Regions from separate parts of the Homo sapiens genome. Here all the other regions are linked to region 5. A link is a contact called in ENCODE Hi-C or POLR2A ChIA-PET data. All regions are on one chromosome and are shown on one strand. Each heading gives the region's core, a stretch centred on a gene start or an enhancer-like site at or near the end of the contact. The rest is flanking DNA. Distances are from core to core; before and after follow the strand shown.

Region 1 (2,928 bases), core at 182-2,681, 990 kb before region 5:
ACACCATCCCTGGGACCTAGAAGCCAGGAAGCCATCCTTGCTCAACTCCACCTACTGTGAGGAAAATCCCATGGCAGAGGGGAGAGGGGAGACCTGTTCTAGACCTCCCCGATGATAAGCACTCCTTGGCATCTCAGCAGCCCCATCTGTGTCTTCCGCAGATCATCTTTTCCACAAACAATAGAAGAGCCCCATCTGGGATTAATTGAGGAGGGTTCAGCCCTGGTCCCATCCAAGGGAGGCCTCACCTACCACATCTGCTGCTGCATACTCATGGCTGCCTTCAGAACTCAGAGGAGAACTAGATCTTAGGGGAGGGGTTCCCCTTCCTCAGGCACTGTCGCGGGGGTGTAGAAAGGAATAATGTGTCCTTTACACTGTGAGATCCATAGAGGAAGCAGGCACCCAAAGATTGATGCCATTCATTGGGTCTGGTTTGTCAATCATCAAGGCCAGACTGGGCCAGAGGGGCTTTGTCAGGTGGACTCAGAGAGAGACTCACTTGTCAGTGCACAAGAGGGCAGCCACTGCACAGACATAGGCTGAGAGCTGCGAAGAGGGAACCTAAAGCAAGTGTCGCCAGATATCCCCATTATTAGTTATCAGCTAACTCTTAGTTTTCAGTTAACATCATAGTTTCCAGGAAATATTTTAGTTTTCTATTAATATTTTAATTAACTACTAGCATCAGAGTCATCAGCAAATATCTAAGTCATCAGTAAACATCTTAGGTGTCAGTTTCCTCTGAGTGAATGTAGTAGACCTCTTAGTCATCATTTACTTCATTATTACCAGTTATGCACTAATAATTAGTGGTCTGCTAATATCTCGTCTACCAATCATCTTCAGCAATAAACATGCTTTAATTATCAGCTGATAATTAATGTAGCCATAACAAATAAACCCCCAAATGTCAGTGGTCTGACCCAGCAAACTTTATTTCTCTTTCCCATGAGTCTAATCCTCTAGAGAAGGGAACAGGGGAGGAGGTTCTGTTCCGTTCAGTTCCAGCTTGACGGAGGGTTCGTGCAGACTACACAGTCTTCAGCTCTTGGCTTTCATGGTTGCCCCTGACATCAAATCCAGCCCGCAGATAAGGGGGAGAGAGGTGGAGTGTCACAGTGGCTTTGGCCAGGTCTGGAAACAGTGTACATCACTTCTGCCCACTTCCTCTTGGCCAGAATTCAGTCACGTGCCTCAGCCAATTGCTAGGGGCTGGGTAGCCACTTCCCAGCAGCAACTCTGCAGGAGGGAAGGGGGGCCTGATCTTGGAGGGCAGCTGGCTGCCTCTGCCACATGGACAATCTTTGTTTTCGAATTGTTGCTTGTCAGTGTACACCTAAGTTACCTTCTAAGTATCTCAGGTGTCTGCTAACCACCTTGTTTTGCAGCTACTCCTGAGTCACAGCTGTTTGGCTTCTAAATCTGTGACAGCTGCTGTGAGTCTAAAATAGCAGAGCAATCACAGACTCTTGTTGCCTGCCAAACTGGGATGGTGCCTGCCCCTTGCTCGAGACTTTGCATGGAGATGTGTGAAGTCACGGACGTGCTTTGTGCCATTTTATAAAATACCGGGTTTACTCCGAGGGTTTGTTTATTGGTCCCCAATTCTCCCCACCTTCCTTCTTCTGTGAGGCTAACACATTGGTTTGTGAGACAGTTTGGAGTATTTTGTTTTAGGGGGTGTCAGGACATTTTGAAAGGTAGAGAAAGTCAGGCTTCCCAGATGCCCTGCAGGAAACCTGGGAAATTCTCCAGATTCCTGCTCCTAAAAGGTCATGGCTGCTCATTCAGGGTGGAAATGTGACACTTCCCCAGAAGCCTCACTGTGCTCTGGTCTAGGAGACTCACACCTCACCCCAACACACACACACACCCCACCCCACCCCCCCCACACACTACATACACCATACACCACCTACACCACACCACACACATGCACACGTATACACCACATACCACACATTCATACACACCACACAGCTGAGGGCCTGCTTTGGGGGAAGGTAATTTATTTTTGCCTGACAGAAGAACGTGCCTCACACCATGTGGCTGTGGAGGTGGAGAGGGCAACGTAGTCTTGAGAGTTCATCAGAGTCACAGCTGTTAGGGAAGTGCCTGGGCCTGGGGCCAAGGTGGACAGTGAAACAGGAAGGCTGCCCCCATTTCCACATGTGCTCACATGGGGCTCCCCCACCTGAGGCCTCCAACTACAGGTGCACCCCTCCCCTGACAGCACCCACCTCTGGTGGGAGTCTTCTGTATGATTAATAAAAAGCGTAGTAATAATAATCATATGTAATGGCCATGGTATATTGAGTGTTACTTTTTTTTTTTTTTTAGACAAGGTCTCACTCTGTCACCCAGGCTGGAGTACAGTGTCATGACACTGCAGCCTCAACTTGCCAGGCTCAAGTCATCCTCCTGCCTCAGCCTCCCTAATAGCTGGGACCGTAGGCATGCACAAGCACACCCAGCTAATTTTTTTTGATTGTTTGTACAGACAGGGACCTACTCCCTTTGTGCCACAGATTGAGCTTGACAGATGGCCCAGAGGGTGAGGGGGCTTTCAGGAACTTGTCTGGGCTCTATTGTTTATGAACCATGAGATCTTTGCAGGCTCCTTAACCTTTCTGTGCCTCTGTTTCCTCCTCTGTGAAATGGAGAGAATGGCTCCAACCTCTGCCTTGTGAGGGTGCACTGAAGCAATGTGTGTGTAACAGGCTCCGGACAGCGCAGGGCGCACAGTGAGTGCACTACTCTTCGGTCATCCAGCACTCTTAGGAGGACGTGTTTCATCCCATGGAATCCTCACCAGCCATGTGTGAGGAGTGCTCACTTTACAGATGAGGAAACAGGCTTGGCAATATCAGGTAACCTGCCTGAGGCCACCTGGCCTCCCTTCTGCTCCGGCAGAAGCCCCACCCT
Region 2 (3,266 bases), core at 761-3,260, 880 kb before region 5:
GTAATTCATAAGTATCATATTTTTACTCCAGAAAGTTAGGAGTAATCCTTGGGTGTGATTTCAAGTGATTCCCAAAAATAATCAATTCCTGTATCCTTGTACTGCTCCATGACATTGACATGTGATGTGTTTTATTTCTGCCCGACTCTTTACTGAACCCTTTCTACGCTCACTGAAACCTGGAGTAGGTGATGGCTTTGAGTAGGAAATGACTTTGTGAGTTTCTTCCGTAAAAGGCATGTGACAGTACAGGGTCAGAAGGTGGAGTGATGCAGTAACCTGTGTGGCAAAGTTTTCAAGCATTTAAAAATATATGTGAAAGCCCTAAACATAGTACTTAGACCACAGAAGACAATCAGTAGATGTTAGGCTTTTCTCCCACTCAGAATACAAACAAATATATTTTGATACACTATCCAGTTTCTAACCTCAGGTGGTCTTTCAAAACCGAAGTGAAAAATGAAGTGTGAGTTCTTCAGAGCAAACTAAGCCCCACCCTCTTAGGTCAGTGGGGGAGTCTCAGTTTTTTAAAATTTGGAATAAAGGAAAATCAGACGTAGTCCCCCAACCCCCTGTACTGGCCTCCTGTGTCCGGACATGGGAATTCTCAGCTGTGGGAACTGGCAGCAAGAGGACTTATCTAGCCAGCTGGGCAATTTTTTAAATGATCAGAGCAATACCTGCTCATTGGTAAATCTTTGGGAAAGTGTAGGAAAGTATATAGAAGCAACCAACTAGGAAATAAACCATCCCCTCCACCATGCAGATTCTTTTTTTTTTTTTTTTTTTTTTTTTTTTTTTTGAGACTGAGTTTTGCTCATGTTGCTCATTGCAGGCTGGAGTGCAATGGTGTGATCTCAGCTCACCACAATCTCCACTCCTTGGGTTCAAGTGATTCTCCTGCCTCAGCCTCCTGAGTAGCTGGGACTACAGGCATGCACCACCATGCCTGGCTAATTTTGTATTTTTAGTAGAGAGGGGGCTTTTCCATGTTGGTCAGACTGGTCTTGAACTCCCGACTTCAGGCGATCTGCCCGCCTTGGCCTCTCAAAGTGCTAGGATTACAGGCATGAGCCACCGTGCCTGGCCTCACCATGCAGATTCTAAATATGTCCACTCAGAGGCGTTGCCACTCATGGGCAGATTTCCTTTCCAGTCTTTTTTTCTTTGAATTTCTTTATATAGTTGAGATGCACAATTTTTAAATCTTGCTTTTTACTTTTCACATTATAACATAAGGGTTTTCTTTTAAGATTAAAAGTATTTTTTCATATTATACATATTTCTAGAAAAATTTAATATAGAAATATGTGAAGTAAAGTGAAATTTCTCTCTAATACCATCTGTCACTGTACCTAATACTAGAAAGAAAATTTAAAATATTAAAGTATATAAAGTAGAAAGTGATGTTTCACTGTTATACTTCTACCAGTGTTACCCACTGTTTGTTTTTTTCCCTTTTGCATATCAGTGGTATCTGCAAATTACTGAAATGGAATTGTACTATAAATACACTTGTCAAGTTTGCTTTTTTCACTTGTTAATATATTTTCAGTCTGGGTGCAGTAGTTCACACCTGTAATCCTGAGATGGGCTGATCACTTGAGCCCAGGAGTTGTTGACTAGCCTTAGACAACATGGCGAAACACTGTCTCTACAAAAAAATACAAAAATTAGGCAGTTGTGGTGGTGCACACCTGTAGCCCTATCTACTCAGGAGGCCGAGGTGGGAGGATTCCTTGAGCCTGGGAGGCTGAGGCTGCAGATTGCACCACTGCACTCCAGCCTGGGTGACAGAGTCAGGCTCCATCTCAAAAAAACCCCAAACATATATATATGCTATCCCCAAACATATATATATGCTATATATAAGCATTTTCCAATATGACTAAAACACTATTTAAATGACATTTTAAATAGCTATGTAACATTTCATCATTTATATGTACTCTGGTTTATATAACCATTCCTCTAAGGCTGCCAGTTTGGATCTAAGTAAATATTTATTCACTTTTTAAAATTCTTTCCCAAAGCTAAGTCTCAGATAACCTCACTGAGTCAGAGATAAACATTTTAAAGTTTCCCTTCCAGGGAGAGTTTATCATCTTACACTCTCAGCAGTAGCTTATGAAAATATACAGTGACAACAATCACAAACACTTAAAAAATCTTTGTTGATCTCCTGGATGAAAAAGCTTTCGTTTAATTTGTTTCTTAACACTAGAGGGTTCAGTGCTTCTGCATGTTCAATGATCTTCCTCTGTGATTTTTGGAATAGAGGTGATCTTCGCCCTATTACACAAAACGTTGATTTCCAGCTCAGATTCCTTAGAACTTGCTAACCCCATTCCTGGAACCAAAGTGCTGTTTGCTGTGTTCTCCATACATTGGATCAGAAGCCTAAGCTCTGGAAGTCCTGCGCCGTTTCCTGGTGGCCTCCTAGCTCCCTCTAGGGGCCCCATCCGCAACTGCAGCCCCACCTTCTTTCCTCTCTTGAGGAATGAGTTTACCCTGCGGGAATTCCGAGAAGGAAGAGGCGAAAGTGGGGAGCTCCACAAGTAAAGATTTGGACTTTGTGATCAGACAGTGTGTGAATAGTTTTGCTTACTGGTTGAGCAAGCTTCTCTTAGGTGGGCTGTCTTTTTTTTTTTTTTTTTTTTTTTTTCCCGAGACGGAGTCTCTCTCTGTCATAAAGGCTAGAGTGCAATGGCGCGATCTTAGCTTCCTGCAGCCTCCGCCTCCCAGGTTCAAGCGATTCTCCTACCGCGGCCTCCCAAGTAGCTAGGATTATAGGCGCGTGCCACCATGCCAAGCTAATTTTTGTATTTTTAGTGGAGATGAGGTTTCGCCATGTTGGCCAGGCTGGTCTCGAACTCGTGATCTCAAGTGGTCCAACAGCCTCAGCCTCCCAGAGTGCTGGGATCACAGGCGTGAGCCACCGCGCCCGGCCAGGTGGGCTGTTTGTGTTCCTCGTCACCTTGTTCCTGGGGAGGGACAGAGGGCAGCAGATCAGCTGTCACCCAGGTAGGTGTCCGACGTGGGAAAAGTATGGGAAAGATACTCTAGTTAGTTCTCATTTTCTTTTCTAAAACTTCGAGTTCTCTGGAGTCCCTTTATAGAGAGAAAGTTTAAGTAACTGAAATTAATTTCCATGGCTGTCAAGGGGGTTCTGATGATGATCCCTGAGATCACCCAGCTGTAGGTAGACATTCTTGGTACCTTAGTTTAGCAGAGTCAGAAAATACTGCGAACGTTCAAGGATGGGG
Region 3 (2,964 bases), core at 103-2,602, 850 kb before region 5:
CAATTTGGAAAAACACATGTGCAAGTATGCCCATGTTAAAAAATATAGAAGAAAAAAAGGCTTTAAGGAAAAAAAAAATAATAGTAATGATTTAGGGTGGGAATCGCGTTAATATTCCCAATAATTTTATATATTTTAAAAATCTATAATTTTATCAGGGGAAAACGTTATGTTGCGGAAATTAATTGATCGATTGAGTGATTGGTTAACGGACAGTGTCCGATGACTCATATAATCCCCCGGTTCGAGTCCCTTTAGGCCGCAGACGTTTCGCGCCTTCTCGGGTGTCCAAGTCGCGCATCCATACAATGAGGGGTAATATACTAGATTACCTGAGGTCTTCTTACGGTAAAAACACCGGTGTCTTAAGGTTTCCCAGTGGAATTTGGGGGCCGGGTTGACTTCGGAGCTGGAGCTCGCAAAGGCCGGGGCTGCTGCAGATTCTGACGCTTTGTGGACCCCTACTACCGAGCGCAGCCGCACCGCAGGTTTTCTTCGCTGCTGGTTAGATCCAAAGCCCATCCCATCCTAGTAAACTGGGACAGCGCCGCTTCTCACATCACTATGGGGGCTTCTGCTCCGTGGCGGGGAAAGGCCAGAACTGCTGCCTTAAATACGCTTTTGCATCATCCGGTTGCTAACCTCCGGCCACAGCATTCCCCACTCCAAAATGCCACTTTTCCAGGTGTGTTTGCCTAAATTTACCCCATTTACAGACTTCTCAGGTGCATCATTGGGAACAGGGCGCTTTGCAGTTTGCAAACCACCTCAGACAACTCCAGGTTTAAAGGATAAAGGATGACATTGTGAGCAAAGCGGCATCAAAATTTCAGATATTTAACTTTCACATTCTAACCATACACCTTTCCAAGGTCTTGTAATACTTTCACATTGTGAATATACATCTTTACAAGACCCAGTAGTACATGGGTCAAGTGTGGCAAAACAGACATCGCGAGCCAGCCAGGAGTCGAACCTAGAATCTTCTGATCCGTAGTCAGACGCGTTATCCATTGCGCCACTGGCCCCGACTTGCTAAAGCCTTCTCCGTGATAGCTGATCACCCTTATACAGTTTGAACGGGCTTCCGGGTACCAACGATCCATTTTGCCCTTGCGCCGCGCTCCCGCTGCTCTGCCTTTCCCCAAAACGCGCCCCACCAATCCGCAGCGGCTTCGTCACGGCGCTCTTCGTCGCACTCCAACCCGCCGCGTCGGCGGCATCTCTCGCGTGCTCTTGCTTGCGCACTAATTTGTCCTCCACCGCCTCCCGTTCAGGCCGGCTCTCCTGCGGGGCGGGGAAAGGGGTGGGAAGAGGCTGGGAGCTGCGGCCGCTGTGCCAGGGTGACCGGTAGAGTTGTAGCCGAGGTGGCGGCGCGGGGCGGGGCGGGCGGAGAGAGAAGGAAGGAGGTGGTTGTGCAGGATGGCGACGGCGGCCTACGAGCAGCTGAAGCTGTGAGTCCCACGGGCCAGAGGCCTGAGGCGCGGCGGGCGGGGCGGCAGGTGCGGGCCCTGGCCTCGGGGAGGGCTTCTGAGTCCCGGATTGCAGATAGGGTGTGGGAGCTCCTCGCATTTACCGGTTTTCCTCAGCCGGCGCGGCCTCTCCTAGGCCTCGCCCGAGTAGCCATAGGCCGGGAACCAGCGGCTCGCCGGCCTTTCTCCACCGTGCTCGGCCCCAGCGCCCACGGCTGAAGAGAGAAGCTGCCGACTGGCCCCCACCGAGCCGGGGTCGGCGTTATGATGCGGCCCTTCAGGGCACGCTTGTCCCCACTTTCTATGCAGAGCTACCGACTAAATTTATCTGTATGACTTAACAGAGAAAAAGAGTTTTCTCTTACTTAACGGACCTACAGCAGCAATTTAGAGTCTACGCACAAATCAACAAATCTTTGTTTTGCTTACAGCCTATCTGGGTACCGAAGCCTGCCTGCCCCCTCTTCAGTGTGCAGAAAAAATTTAAAGTACAGTCAGTAGTCTTAAGGTCCTGAAGGAGTTTACTTTGGTTTAAATTTTAAACAGCTCCAGCCTAAAGCAGGTTCTTAAGTCAGTGTCGACAGCCAGAGGCTAATCTCGGTAATTTTGGTACTGCAAATTGACTTTTCGGTAAATCCAAGTTCTTGAGTCTTTGATACAGAGGCTGTGGTTGTTAAGAGTTATAAAATAGGTGTTTTTAAGGGTTTTGGTTTGTCTTGGATTAAAAACAACATGTGTTTATTTCCCTTAGTGTTACCCATTAGCATCCACACTTTTCTTGTCTGTGAATAATTTTGTTGTACTCACTTCGTGTTTAATGCTTTACCCCTAGGCTGTTTGAAAATCTGGTGGCCACAGCCTGGGAATATCTGGTAGGAGAAACAAATGTAATTTTTTAGAAGCTTATCTATCCCTGTATATGAGCTAAAATACCTTGGCAGTTAGGCATAGATACCGCATTTCTTTTGCAGGGAAATGACACCAAAATGTGGTTTGGGCACTTAAGCTCCTCAGACCTCAACCTCACTAGTAACTTTCTGAAAGGTTCAGTGGAAAGTTAGAGGTGCAAAATTCAGAGAGGTCATCTATTCCACATTGTATGTGTTGCAAAAAAGATGATTGCTTTTTCTACAGTGCACCCCCTGTGGGTGCCATTTCTGTTTACTGTAATGTTCTTTGAAAACCCTAGCTGCACACTTCCCTCCACATTTTCCTCTCCACCTTTCCCTATTTTCTCCCAGTTCCCCTTTGCAAAGTGCTCACCTCGTCTTTGGTGAAAGAGTTGAAGGAAGTGTCTTCCACTGCGTTTCTGGCCAGGCCACTGTCACATGTGCTCTGCTAGCTAATTAGGTTATTGTGTATCTGATAGGCACTGAAGGGTTTAATGTGATCCTACACCAGGTCTCAAATGTGTTTAAGCCATATGGAGCCATGGCTTCATGCAGCTTAGCGTGGCAAAGATTGAATAGGATGGAGAACTTGAGAATTATGA
Region 4 (3,208 bases), core at 504-3,003, 740 kb after region 5:
GCTTTTTATCTCTTTTGAATCCCCTCACAATGTCCAGGGCAGAGCCCAGCACAGAGTAGGTATTCAGGAAATGGCGGTGGTTGGTGATGGTAATGGCTGGAAGTCAGAGGGCAGCTGAATCTTCATATGTGGGTCTATCTTCAGTCACTACTGAGAGAGTCCCAAGGGGCATATGATGTCACTCCCCTTCCATGACAACTCCAACCAAAGCCCACAGCCCTTCCAGGAGGACACTTGGTTTCCAGGTGCAAAAATCCACATCCAGCACCTCACCACACGCTTTTTTTGTTTTTGTTTTTGTTTTTTGTTTATTTGTTTTTGTGACAGGGTCTCACTCTGTCACCTAGGCTGGAGTGCAGTGAAACAATCTCGGTTCACCGTAGCCTCCACATCCTGGGTTCAAGCGATCCTCCCACCTCAGCCCCGCAAGTAGCTAGGACTACAGGCGTGCACCACCACGCCCGGGTAATTTTTGTATTTTTCGTAGAGACAGGGTTTCGCCATGTTGCCCAGGCTGGTCTTGAACTCCTGAGCTCAAGCAATCCGCTCACCTCAGCCTCCCAAAGTGCTAGGATTACAGGCGTGAGCCACGGCGCCCGGCCCCCTCCCTTTCTCCCTCAGGACCTTGTGGGGAATGTCTCTCCTTGGGGAACCACCCTTTGATATTTCTGGTATAACAAAGCAAGTCTCTGAATGGCCACCAGGAGACTTCTGTGTTAAGGCGCTCGAGGTTTCCTCATTTGTCTTTAGTGGGAATGAACAGAATTGGCAACAAGCAGCCATGAAGACTAGACAAGAGGAAAGGGAGCGTTTGGTGGGGTGGAAGGCACCAGGTGGGTCCCTATCTTCCAGTGCTCCCGTCCAGATGAGGGGCTGTCATGGGGAACCCTCATAGCTACCCGTAGCGGCAGCACCAACACCCGAATCCAAAACACTGGGTCCAACTGCACCTGGCCTTGGCTGAACAAGACTAGGATGCAGGCAAAACTAGACTTTCTCCTTTTTCTCACCCAATGTGCCGGACCCCCGCGTGGAGCCTGGGCGGCAGTGGGCTTTGGACCCATTCCGGTCCCTCTCTGGAGAGGTTTCCTCACCTGTAACACGAAGGGCTCCGACTGGTGATCCCAAAGCCCCCTCTAGTTCGAAAACTGACTAGTACGGAAGAGTCCAGACGACCTCTGGCTCCCTGCCTCACGGCCTCTATGTCCTGGACGCGACGTGGGACCCCTTTGTGGGACCAATGAACATTAGCTCCGAAGACCGTAAGCCGCGGTCAGGTTGAAAGGACTCCCGCGACGTCGAGCCCTCCTTCGCCTGGGTTTCAGAGATGAGCGACCCAGCTGGGAACCCCCAGATAAAGCGGTTTTTGGACCCCAGCCACTTTCAGCAGTCCGGGCGCACACCCTTTTCCCGTCTCCCCACTCCCACCGGCGAGCAGCCCCTGCTCACCGTTCACCAGGCAGCGACGCTCCCGGGACGCGACTGCCGCAACCGAAACCACCTGCACTCCCCACGCGGGGCTGCCTGGCTGTGTACATAGTCGCCATGGCAACGGGTCGCTTCCGGGGATTCCGGAAGTGTCGGGGTGGCGGAAATGAAGTCCGAGGTCCTACGTCGAGGATACGGGTGAGGTCATGGCCGAATCGGGAAGACGAGAGATGGGGCCGATTGATCTAGAAAGACTTCGGCGGATGCACATGCGAAGTCAAGGTCGAGATAGCGAGGGAACGAAGGCCGCACATGAACCAGGAAGCGGAGTGGCGGGGCTTCCGGCGCCGAGGAGATTCAACTACGGCGGCCGCGGAGGCCCGTCCGATTGCTGCTCCGCGCTCCGAGCGGCTGTCGGCGTGCGCTATCGCCCCGCCCTGGTTAGTGTCTAGCCGGCCGGCGAGGCCTGCGCAGTTGCAGCGGCCGGGGAAGATGGTGGAGGACGGCGCGGAGGAGCTGGAGGATCTGGTGCACTTCTCCGTGTCTGAGTTGCCTAGTCGCGGCTACGGCGTCATGGAGGAGATCCGGCGGCAGGGCAAGCTGTGCGACGTGACCCTCAAGGTACCGCGGACTGGGCGGCAGCGGGCTGAGGGAAAAGGGGTCGAGCGGGGAGTAAAAAGGGGCGGGGGACAGAGAAAGAGAGGTCTAGCAGGGAGAGGGGTGGGGAGAAGAGGTGTGAGGGGGGCCGAGTAGTGGGGAGAGAGGTGCCGAGCAAAAGGGGATCGGGGCCGAGTGGGGAGAGGAAGAGGACAACCTTTCAGCCCTTGAAAGGAAAGGTTGAGAGGTGCGCCGCTTAGGCCCTTGGAGTGGGAGACACGGGTGACAGCCTCCTTTTTCTGTCATGCAGACAAGAGAAAATGGACTTACCTTCTATGGAGGCAGGGGCGGTGGCCGGCTCCACATGCTGATGGGCACCACTGAAGAACCTTCTCTTGTCACTACAGATATTTCTTTGTGCCTGTCGAACTTGGCTGTGCTGTTCTAGAAGAGAAGGCTTCTCCTTAGGAATCATTGCCCTTAATTGTTGAATTACTACTTTGTCTCTTAAGAGCTTTTAAAATCTTCTCTGGAAAATTTTTGAGGTGGGAAGCCACCCTGCCCCATACTGGAAGGCACCACTCACCACCACAAAGGTCCCCGGGGCTGGGCCTGCTGGCCGCGTGGGGAGAGGGATGCTGACTGATATTAAGAGGGAAAGATATCTTAACCACCTGTTCCCCACCAGCATTCTGGTCGCTAGAGCCAGCCTCCCTCCTGTGCCTGGGTCTTTTCATGAGGAAGAGGCATGCTGTGCTGCTGCCTGGCCAAGCCACCGAACCATGTGGAGACGTCCGGTTGGGGAGATGATCAGTGGGGCTCCCTGTTGGGCTTTAGCTGGAAAGCTCTCAGCATCTGTGCGTGATCCCTGTTTAAAAAACAAACAGGGCAGGCATGGTGGCTCACACCTGTAATCCCAGCACTTTGAGAGGCGAGAGGATCACTTGAGTGGGGGAATTGGAGACCAGCCTGGGCTATGTAGGGAGACCCTGTCTCTACAAATAATAAAAAATTGTCTGGGCATGGTAGCCTGTGCCCGTAGTCCCAGCTACTCAGGAGGGTGAGGTGGGAGGATCGCTTGAGCCTAGGAGGTCAAGCCTGCAGTGAGTTGTAATCACACCACTGCACTCCAGCCTGGGCAACACAGCAAGATCCTATTTCTCCTATTTCTCTCTGTCTCTCT
Region 5 (2,985 bases), core at 359-2,858:
CGGGCTGGTCTCAAACTCCTAGGCTCAAGTGATCTGCCTGCCTCAGCCTCCCAAAGTGCTGGGATTCCAGGCATGAGCCACCGCCTCCAGCCTAAAAAGGGTTTTTAAAAGTAACTCAGTCCTCAGAAACTCTATCCAGTTATTTAAATATACCATGAGCTTGCCCAAAAATGACCTGCAAATAGTGAAATCTGGCTTCTAGCCCAGGCTCTGAAGAAGTTCCTTAGTGTAATATGTAAATGATAATGATTCAGTCAGTTAATGATTCAGTCAGTGGGTCTCTCCAATTTGCAAAATAAAGGGGCAGGAGGTAAATGACCCCTTACATGTCAAAAATGGTACTTTTCAGTCATAGAAATTCTAAGGTCCTTTCTACCTTTCCAGAAACTAGGCAAGGAAACAGAAGTACTTATCCTTGTTGGGTCTAAAATTTGATTTTACCCTGCTTAGAAGCTAATAAATTTTGCCTATTCCTGTTTCATGGATACCGACAGAAGACACGAGGCTCCTGGTCCAACACAGCATACTGATGTGAGTTGCACTTACAGCTAAGTTTACCAAGCGTGATGCAGATGGCCTGGATAGATGCTATGCACATATACATCACAGCTGAGAACCCTGAGCTTGGGGAACCCACCACTTTTACAGCAAGTGGTTAGCAAGGCTGCTCTTTGCCTGGGAGCAGGTGTCTCCTCATCCCTCAAGGTTAGTACATGCATATGCATCCCCAAGATCGGCCTGGGTAAGAGGGTGGTCAGAGCCTTGTAGTCTTGACACAGCCAGCAAGACATGTATGAACACCAGAGGCTCCACAAGCCACCTGTCCCACAGGGTCTTGGCTTCTGGTAAATTTTCACATAACTATGCGAAACCACTGGTCCCAGGGCACATGTGTAAGAATGGAGCTCCATGCAGCTCCAGACCTTCACTCCTTGCACCCCAGGAAAAAGAGAAGCAATAATGATCACTGTCATTTTCATTTTAAGATAACACAACTGAATAATGACTGAGAATTATAAAATTTTGATCCATCAAAAAGACATCAGGCTGGTTACTGTGGCTCATGCCTGTAATCCCAGCACTTTGGGAAGCCGAGGCAGGCAGAGCACCTGAGGTCAGGAGTTTGAGACCAGCCTGGTCAACATGGTGAAACCCCTTCTCTACTAAAAAAAAAAATACAAAATCAGCTGGTGGCACGTGACTGTAACCCTAGCTACTTGGGAGGCTGAGGCAGGAGAATCACTTGAACCAGGGAGGCAGAGGTTGCAGTGAGCCGAGATTGTGCCATTGCACTCCAGCTGGGGCAACAAGAGCGAAACTCCGTCTCAAGGAAAAGAAAAAAAAAGACAACATAAGCTAAACTAGATTTATCAATGGACTAATGTATAAGAGCAATACATTACATTTCTAATAAGCATACTGCACGTTTATAGGTTTAAAACAAAAAGAAAATAAACACAGAGTTCCTAAATAAAATATTGCTCACTCATGAAACTTCTGGTTTCTGAGCAATTGGCAAGTGTCCTGTGTGCTGAGTTATACAGGCGAGACGCCGACCTCACCACCCAAAGGGATGCTGCAAACAAGCAGCTCTGGGGAGCCTCCAAACGGCCCTGCCCAACCACTTCCTGGGGAAGCTGGAGAGGAAACACGGTGTCTGCACAGTGTCTGTCACCTGCCTGACAGCTGCCTGCTTAACACACCAGAGGCCCGAAGACCCCTGCTAAGTTGACATACCGATTTCTGCTGGAAGATGTGAGATTTGGTTTTTTGGCAGATCCAGAATTCTCATCGCTTGAAATAACTGAATATATGTAGGAATGATTTGAATCAAGGTATTGCTTATGTACCATTCTCTCAGGTGTGTCTGCTCCTTCAATGAATCTGGGAGCTCCTAAAATAGAAAGAATGACATCAATCAGAACTAGCTCCTCCGTGTGCACAAAGCCGTGTAAAACCAAGCATTTATTTTAAAACAGGAAGTGAGAAAGCAGACACGAGAGCATAAAACTTAACCACCAGCACTCCAGCCATTTCAAAAAGAAACCAAAGACACCGCAGTTGTCGTCAACTTCACAACAGTATATTAGCCCTATTTCAAAACTGCCGTGAATTCATGATGTTATTAAAATTAAATCCTAGTGAACACAAAAAACCAGACTCACACTTAGAGCCACAATGTGTATTATTTATTTGCAACATACCAACTTAACATCCCCTAAGGTCTGTCTATACATTCGATTTCAAAATTTGTGCTTCGTTTCCCTTTGTCTGTAGTTGCTTTTAGAAATACTTGATAAACCTCTAATATTTGCTGTACCACATTTCCAAATATTCTTAAGAGTCTATGAAAGGGAAAAAGCATGAGAAAGACAGTCAGCTGGGACACCTGAGTTCCGGCCCAGGCCCTGCCATTTTCCAGTCACGCCACCTCCCTGGGTCTCCACTGCTGAAATGACATTGATGAACTCAGTGTCCAAGGCCTCCCCTAGCTCAAGTGTTCTGGGATAAAACTGTAAAGGTGTCAAGCAAGAAGCGTTTAAAGACTTTAAGGAGGCTATTTGTCCAGCTGAAGAAATCTAATTCACCGAGAGTTACCGAGCCCCCATTGCAGGTGAGGGGTGCTCAGCACTGAGGGGTGGGGCAAAGACGAGACACACAGGTCCCCTGACCTCAGAAGCTGACCACAACGCACCATCAGCAAAGTGGCTGGAGCACAGGGTGGAGGTGGGATGAGGTGTGGAAAACTCCATGGCAGTTGAAGGGGAGGTGGAGGGAGCAATGGAGTCCATAGTGATCCTTCTTTTTTGTACTTGGTACTTGTAATGTGCTTTACAACCATTGCCCTCCTGTGTGTGGGTTAAGCTGTTAACTTGCAAAAGTGCTTTCACTCTAGTATTATCTCATGCAACAGTACCATAAGATAGGCAAAGTGGGCCGGGCACAGTGGCTCACGCCTGTAATCCCAGCAATTTGGGAGGCCAA
Region 6 (3,041 bases), core at 55-2,554, 930 kb before region 5:
GTTAGAAGCCATGAATGGACTGGAGCTGGCAGCCCCTCCTCTACCCATAGCACACAGCTGCCACCTCTCTGGGTTGCCCATGCCTGACGGTGGGTGTGTGAGGTGTGGGGAGAGGCATCTCTGCCCAAATTTGTAGCCAGAGAGCAGAGGAAGTGAAGTTGGTGGGAGGCGGTGAGGAAGGCAGGGAGAAAGAAAGGAGGTGGTGTTGAGGAAGCTAGCATGGCTTCTGCCCAGCTCTGTCATGGTTTGCAGGTGCGCGCTCTCTCTCTCTCTCTCTCTCTCTCTCTCTTTAAAGACAAATTCTCACTCTGTACCCAGGTTAGAGTTCAGTGGCACCATCTTAGCTCACTGTAGCCTTGGCTTCCTGGGCTCAAGCAATCCTCCCATCCCAGCCCCCCGAATAACTGGAAACACAGGTATGCACAACCATGCCTGGCTAATTTGTTAATTTTTGTAGAGGCAGGGTCTCGCTGTCTTGCCCAGGCTGGTCTTGAACTCCTGGGCTCAAGTGATCCTCCCACCTCGGCCTCCCAAAGTGCTAGGATAACAGGTGTGAGCCACTGTGCCAGGCCTTTTGCAGGCTATTTGATGTCTGCATTGGATACTTGGGGTCAGGCTCAATGCCTGGAAGTCATTTAGTGTCATTCTGCTGTGCTCTATTACTTTAAGCATTCACAAGCCTTTCCACACTCTCACTTCTTGATAGGAGGAGTGTCTAGGAATTGTTTTCAAAATGCTGTATTTGCATACAGAGAAATGTGTAGTTCAGTGAGTTTTGACAGATGCATGCACCTGTGTGACCCACATTCCTATCAAGATATAGAATAGTTCCATCCCCAGAAAGTTCCCTCATGCTTCTTTCCAGTTAGTGCTCACCTCCAGGCAACTACAATTCTGATTTTTTAAAATCATTTATTAGTTTTGCCCATTCTAAGATGTAATATAAATGGATTCATATAGTATTTATATACAGTTGATCTTCATTATCCACAGATTCTGTATTTGTGAATCAGCTTACTTGCTAAAATTTATTTGTAACCCCAAAATTAATACTCACAGTTCTTTTGTGATCATTCACAGATATAACAGAGTGCTGAAAAGTTTGAGTCCCCTGACGCCTATCTTCCCAGCTGAAGTCGAACAAGGCAACGCTCCGCCTTCTTGTTTCAGGTCATGCAGTAAACAGGTGTCCTTTTCATGGTCTATTTAGTGCCATGGTTTTTGCATTTTTGTGGTTTTTGTTGATGATTTTGCTGTTTCAAATGGCCCCCAGGCACAGTGCTGGAGTGCTTTCTAGTGTTCCTAAGAGCAAGAGGGCTGTGATGTGCTTTACAACGAGAATATGTATGAGAGAAGCTTTCTTCAGGCACGAGCTACAGGGCTGTTGGCTGAGGGTTCGATGTTAATGAATCAACAATATATACTAAGGAAGGTGTCTCTAAATAGAAGCACACATAAAACAAGGTCATATATTCATCAGTTGATGAAAGTGTTGTGGTCAGAAGTTTTCAGAAACCTAACCCTGTATTTCTGCCAGAAGCAGTGGTTCAGTATTGACTGATTCAGTATTCTTGCCAAATAATGAGAATCAACTATAGTACTCCTTTGTCCAGCTTATTTCACTCAGATAATATCTGTGAAATTCAGCTATGCTGTTGCATTATCAACTGGGCTTTTTGCATTATCAATTGTGCTTTTGTTTTACTGCTGAGTAATATTACATTGTATGGATACACCACAAGATTTGTTTTTCCATTTCCCTGTTGAGGTTTTTTTTTTTTTTTCATTTTTGGCTATTATGAATAAGTCTGTTAGGATTGTTTTTGTGTAAGACTTTGGGTTTTTTTTTTGTTTGTTTTTTTCTTTTGTAAATATGGGATCTCGCTATGTTGTCCAGGTTGGTTTTGAACTCCTGGCTTCAAGTGATTCTCCTGCCTTGGCCTCCTAAAGTGCTGGAATTATAGGCATGAGCCACTGCACCTTATATGTACAAGTCTTTGTATAGACACAGGCTTTCGTTTCTCTTGGGTAAATACCTAGGAGTAGAATTGCTGGATCATGGAGTAGGTGTATGTATAACTTTTTTAGCAACTGCCAAAAACTTTTCCAAAGTGGCCGTGCCACTTAGCATTCCCACAGCAGTGTGAAAGTTCCTCTGATTCTCCAGCTGTTTTTAGAATTTCTTGGGGGCCCTGCTTTACTTGTTGCTTTCTAAGCCACCTGTTCTCTGAGCTGGCAACGCTTGGCTGATACCCTCCCAATTTCCTCTGTTAAAATATTATCTTCACAAGATATTTTATTCCTTTCTTGATAGTGATGGGCTGTGAGCCCATCACTATTTTACTTTGCTTCTTTGCTCTCTTAAGAGTTTGATTTAAAAAACATTTTTTTGTTTTTGCTTTTACCAGTTTTCTCTAGTACAGAAATCCTCTTAGGCTGGGCACAGTGGCTCATGCTTGTCATCCCAGCACTTTGGGAGGCCGAGGCGGGTGGATCACGAGGTCAGGAGATCGAGACCATCCTGGCTAACATGGTGAAACCCAGCCTCTACAACAAATATAAAAAATTAGCCGGGCGTGGTGGCGGGCACCTGTAGTTAAAAAAAAAAAAAAAAAAGGAAATCCTCTGCCCGGGTGCTGTGGTTCACGCACTTTGTAATCCCAGCACTTTGGGAGCTGAGGCAGGGGGATTGCTTGAGCTTAGAGATTCAAGACCAGCCTGGGCAACATGGTGAAACTTTGTCTCTACGAAAAATAAAAAAATTAGCTGGGCGTGGTGGTGCGTGCCTATAGTTCCAGGTACCGGGGAGGCTGAGGTGGGAGGATCATATGAGCCCAGGAGGTCAAAGCTGCAGTGAGCCATGATCACACCACTGCATTCCAGCCTGGGCAACAGAATGAGGCCCTGTCTCAAAAAAAGTGATAATAATAATAAAATAAAAAATAAATTCCTGGGTGTTTTTTTTTTTTTTTGCCGTTTTTTAAACCTTAAACACAGCTAACTGTAGAAAAGTCAGAAAGTATAGAAAAAAATTGGAAAGG
Region 7 (2,867 bases), core at 331-2,830, 940 kb before region 5:
ATTTAATTCTGGGGTAAGCACTGAGGATTTAGGTAGAGAAGTGTCTGTTCTAGTATTTGCCTTAGGATCACGATGGCTGTAGTGTGGGAAATGAAACCTCTCCAGGATCGCCTGGGAACTGGTATAGGGAGTCCCGGGCCATGCGGGGGCGCCAAGGAGTCAGGCCTGGTGTCCCTGCAGCCGCGCGGATCCACTTGCAGATGGGTCCCTCTACGAATAACGAGCCTACTAGGGCACGTGCTTTTACTGCTGCACTGAGGACGTGAAATGCGCGCAGGCACAACGAGACTTTCTTCTTTTTCGCTCTTTCAGAGGGCCCGGGCTCCCATCTACGCTTTGCTGGTTACGTTGGCATGTTGGGCATTTCCCCCTCTCTGCCTCAGTCTCCCGACCTGTCAAAGAGGACGGTGGGCCAGCCATGGGTGACACGCCCGTGCGCCTCTCCAATAGTGCACCTCGGGCAAGCCGGGCGGCGGGCACAGCCTGGACGGTGCCGGCCTCGAGAGGCACAAAGGGCTGGCTTTCCACCGGGGAAACTGAGGCAGTGGAGCGAGGAGCGGCGTCCTCGAAAGTCCTCGCAAACTCCCAGCGCCTGTGTTGGGCCCATGCAGGCTACCCAGGCCGCCCGTCTCCGAGCGGAGGACCCCGCCCAGCGCTGCCAGGGGCGGGGCCGGGCTGAGGACCCGAGGCTGGAAGGGAGGTCGGAGCACCCAATTCGGTCCAGGACTCGCAGGGGGCGGCAGTGGCGGCGGCGAAGTCCCGTGCAGTCCCAGTGCTAGAGCGTGGGACGGACTTGTGGGGCACCCCTCGGTGTTCTCCAGCCAGGCCTGGGGGCAGGAGGCCCAGCCACGCTGCCGGGTGCAGGCCTGCCCCTGGGCGCCCGCCCGCGCGCCGTCCCCGCCCCTCGGCCGCCCCCTCCGCCCCGGCGCGGGCTCGGGACGTGCAGAGCCGGCGAGCGAGCAGCAGGGACTGCGCCTGGCGCACTCACTTCCGCGTCCCGCCGCCCTCCGGCCCGCGCGCGCCGATCCGCCGCCGCCATCGGACAATGGGCCGCCAGCCCCAGCTGCCGTGAACTTCCTGCCGCTGCTCGGCCGCCCGTGCGTCCCGGACGGCGTTCCTGCCAGGCGCCGGCCGGGATCGCAGCTCCGGGGAAGCAGCGGAGGACCCAGCGCCTGGAACGTACCTGCGCCTCAGCCGCCGCGCGTTTGCTCCGGCCCGACTCGCGGCCTCGGCGCCCTCCCGGCCGATTCAGCTTCACCCGGCCCAGTCGGCTGCTGCCTTGCTGTGAGTTTCCGTGTTTGGTTGCCTAAGGAGGATGTGATTTTACTTTTTTGCTGTTTTCTTTTTCCTTTTATAATTTGAAGAGGAGAAAAGAACTCCGCTGAGCAGGCCCGGGACGGCGAAGTGCCACCAGCTACCCCAACAAGGACGTCTCCAGGGGAAAGGGAGTTGGAAGCAAACTTGGTCCAGCTGGCGTTGAGGTCTCAACTTCGGCTGGACTCTTAAATCCTGGGGTCATGCCCTTCACGCTAGGCAGGTGGAAGTCTTTACTTGTACTGGGCCGGACTTGAGCCCCGACCCTTCGCCAGCATCTCCCCGCTGCCCTCAACACACACACACACACACACACACACACACACACACACACACACACACACACACACACACACACACGGCACCTGGGCTAGGCCCGGACACCTGTCTGCAGCATGGATAAGTATGACGACCTGGGCCTGGAGGCCAGTAAATTCATCGAGGACCTGAACATGTATGAGGCCTCTAAGGATGGGCTCTTCCGAGTGGACAAGGGTGCAGGCAACAACCCCGAGTTTGAGGAAACTCGCAGGGTGTTCGCCACCAAGATGGCCAAAATCCACCTCCAGCAGCAGCAGCAGCAGCTCCTGCAGGAGGAGACTCTGCCCAGGGGGAGTAGAGGCCCTGTCAATGGAGGGGGCCGCCTGGGCCCACAGGCCCGTTGGGAAGTTGTGGGCAGCAAGCTGACTGTGGATGGTGCTGCCAAGCCTCCTCTTGCTGCCTCGACAGGGGCACCTGGGGCAGTCACCACCCTCGCTGCTGGGCAGCCCCCGTACCCACCGCAGGAGCAGAGATCCAGGCCATACCTGCATGGCACGAGGCATGGCAGCCAGGACTGTGGTTCCAGGGAGAGCCTGGCGACTTCTGAGATGTCTGCTTTCCACCAGCCAGGCCCCTGTGAGGATCCTTCCTGCCTCACTCATGGAGACTATTATGACAACCTCTCCTTGGCAAGCCCAAAGTGGGGTGACAAACCAGGAGTGTCCCCCAGCATCGGCCTGAGTGTAGGGAGTGGGTGGCCTAGCTCCCCGGGGAGTGACCCACCACTGCCCAAACCCTGCGGGGACCATCCCCTAAATCACCGACAGCTCTCCCTGAGCTCCAGCAGGTCTTCTGAGGGTAGCCTCGGTGGTCAGAATAGTGGCATTGGTGGCCGCAGCAGCGAGAAGCCAACAGGCCTTTGGTCCACTGCCTCCTCCCAGCGGGTGAGCCCTGGCCTGCCTTCCCCAAACTTGGAGAACGGAGCACCAGCTGTGGGGCCTGTTCAGCCCAGGACCCCTTCTGTGTCAGCACCCTTGGCCCTGAGCTGCCCCAGGCAAGGAGGTCTTCCAAGATCAAACTCGGGGCTGGGGGGTGAGGTTTCAGGTGTGATGTCCAAACCCAATGTGGACCCCCAACCCTGGTTCCAGGATGGGCCCAAATCTTACCTTTCCAGTTCTGCCCCGTCATCCTCGCCAGCTGGTCTGGACGGTTCACAGCAGGGTGCGGTCCCTGGGCTGGGGCCGAAGCCTGGCTGCACAGACCTTGGCACTGGTCCCAAGCTCAGCCCCACC

Evidence for each region. A loop is a pair of places that touch in the nucleus more often than their neighbours do. ChIA-PET counts read pairs that join two places held with the same protein, here RNA polymerase II (POLR2A). Pooled maps may share reads with other maps.
Region 1: a loop to region 5 is called in a map with no recorded cell type, with 11 times the contacts of the local background. The contact joins two enhancer-like sites. A Hi-C loop is called at or near these places in 4 of 37 single-sample maps with no recorded cell type and 4 of 50 pooled maps.
Region 2: a pooled map shows a loop between it and region 5 (21-fold over the local background). The contact joins two enhancer-like sites. A Hi-C loop is called at or near these places in 2 of 37 single-sample maps with no recorded cell type and 3 of 50 pooled maps.
Region 3: a loop to region 5 is called in a map with no recorded cell type, with 15 times the contacts of the local background. The contact joins the promoter of SACM1L here to the enhancer-like site in region 5. A Hi-C loop is called at or near these places in 4 of 37 single-sample maps with no recorded cell type and 9 of 50 pooled maps. POLR2A ChIA-PET finds 5 or more read pairs at or near these places in 1 of 52 experiments (activated CD4-positive, alpha-beta T cell).
Region 4: a loop to region 5 is called in a map with no recorded cell type, with 11 times the contacts of the local background. The contact joins the promoter of KIF9 here to the enhancer-like site in region 5. A Hi-C loop is called at or near these places in 2 of 37 single-sample maps with no recorded cell type and 9 of 50 pooled maps. POLR2A ChIA-PET finds 5 or more read pairs at or near these places in 1 of 52 experiments (OCI-LY7).
Region 6: a loop to region 5 is called in a pooled map, with 15 times the contacts of the local background. The contact joins two enhancer-like sites. A Hi-C loop is called at or near these places in 8 of 37 single-sample maps with no recorded cell type and 5 of 50 pooled maps.
Region 7: a loop to region 5 is called in a map with no recorded cell type, with 14 times the contacts of the local background. The contact joins the promoter of LIMD1 here to the enhancer-like site in region 5. A Hi-C loop is called at or near these places in 2 of 37 single-sample maps with no recorded cell type and 7 of 50 pooled maps.

The regions. Positions count from the first base shown.
Region 1 is chr3:45,552,425-45,555,352 of GRCh38, forward strand. No RefSeq gene overlaps it. Among named protein-coding and RNA genes, the nearest start is that of LIMD1, 41 kb to the right of the region's middle. RefSeq lists enhancers at 1,051-1,150, 2,411-2,460. Within about 2 kb of position 1,432, at least 23 of the 41 ENCODE cell types and tissues checked have a DNase peak (open chromatin) inside an H3K27ac peak, as active enhancers do.
Region 2 is chr3:45,657,766-45,661,031 of GRCh38, forward strand. All of the region lies in intron 2 of LIMD1 (LIM domain containing 1), which reads left to right. Among named protein-coding and RNA genes, the nearest start is that of LIMD1-AS1, 29 kb to the right of the region's middle. Within about 2 kb of position 2,011, at least 10 of the 41 ENCODE cell types and tissues checked have a DNase peak (open chromatin) inside an H3K27ac peak, as active enhancers do.
Region 3 is chr3:45,688,044-45,691,007 of GRCh38, forward strand. SACM1L (SAC1 like phosphatidylinositide phosphatase) reads left to right here and starts at 1,353. Exons shown (of 20, transcript NM_014016.5): 1 at 1,353-1,454. The coding sequence starts at 1,423. LIMD1-AS1 (LIMD1 antisense RNA 1) reads right to left here and starts at 839. Exons shown (of 3, transcript NR_033947.1): 1 at 333-839. It overlaps TRR-ACG2-1 (tRNA-Arg (anticodon ACG) 2-1), which reads right to left and starts at 1,028; the gene lies at 956-1,028. RefSeq lists enhancers at 155-224, 735-784, 1,045-1,334 and a silencer at 1,365-1,544.
Region 4 is chr3:47,281,046-47,284,253 of GRCh38, forward strand. KIF9 (kinesin family member 9) reads right to left here and starts at 1,754. Exons shown (of 21, transcript NM_182902.4): 1 at 1,450-1,754. KLHL18 (kelch like family member 18) reads left to right here and starts at 1,899. Exons shown (of 10, transcript NM_025010.5): 1 at 1,899-2,049. The coding sequence starts at 1,921. RefSeq lists enhancers at 1,078-2,277, 1,493-1,882.
Region 5 is chr3:46,537,308-46,540,292 of GRCh38, forward strand. LRRC2 (leucine rich repeat containing 2) reads right to left here. Exons shown (of 9, transcript NM_024512.5): 4 at 1,738-1,894. Among named protein-coding and RNA genes, the nearest start is that of LRRC2-AS1, 19 kb to the right of the region's middle. RefSeq lists an enhancer at 1,755-1,814. Within about 2 kb of position 1,609, at least 16 of the 41 ENCODE cell types and tissues checked have a DNase peak (open chromatin) inside an H3K27ac peak, as active enhancers do; they include OCI-LY7, where a contact is called at or near this core.
Region 6 is chr3:45,611,812-45,614,852 of GRCh38, forward strand. All of the region lies in intron 1 of LIMD1 (LIM domain containing 1), which reads left to right. Among named protein-coding and RNA genes, the nearest start is that of LIMD1, 19 kb to the left of the region's middle. RefSeq lists an enhancer at 1,038-1,087. Within about 2 kb of position 1,305, at least 6 of the 41 ENCODE cell types and tissues checked have a DNase peak (open chromatin) inside an H3K27ac peak, as active enhancers do.
Region 7 is chr3:45,593,171-45,596,037 of GRCh38, forward strand. LIMD1 (LIM domain containing 1) reads left to right here and starts at 1,581. Exons shown (of 8, transcript NM_014240.3): 1 at 1,581-2,867. The coding sequence starts at 1,710. RefSeq lists silencers at 588-1,057, 1,068-1,197 and an enhancer at 1,288-1,457.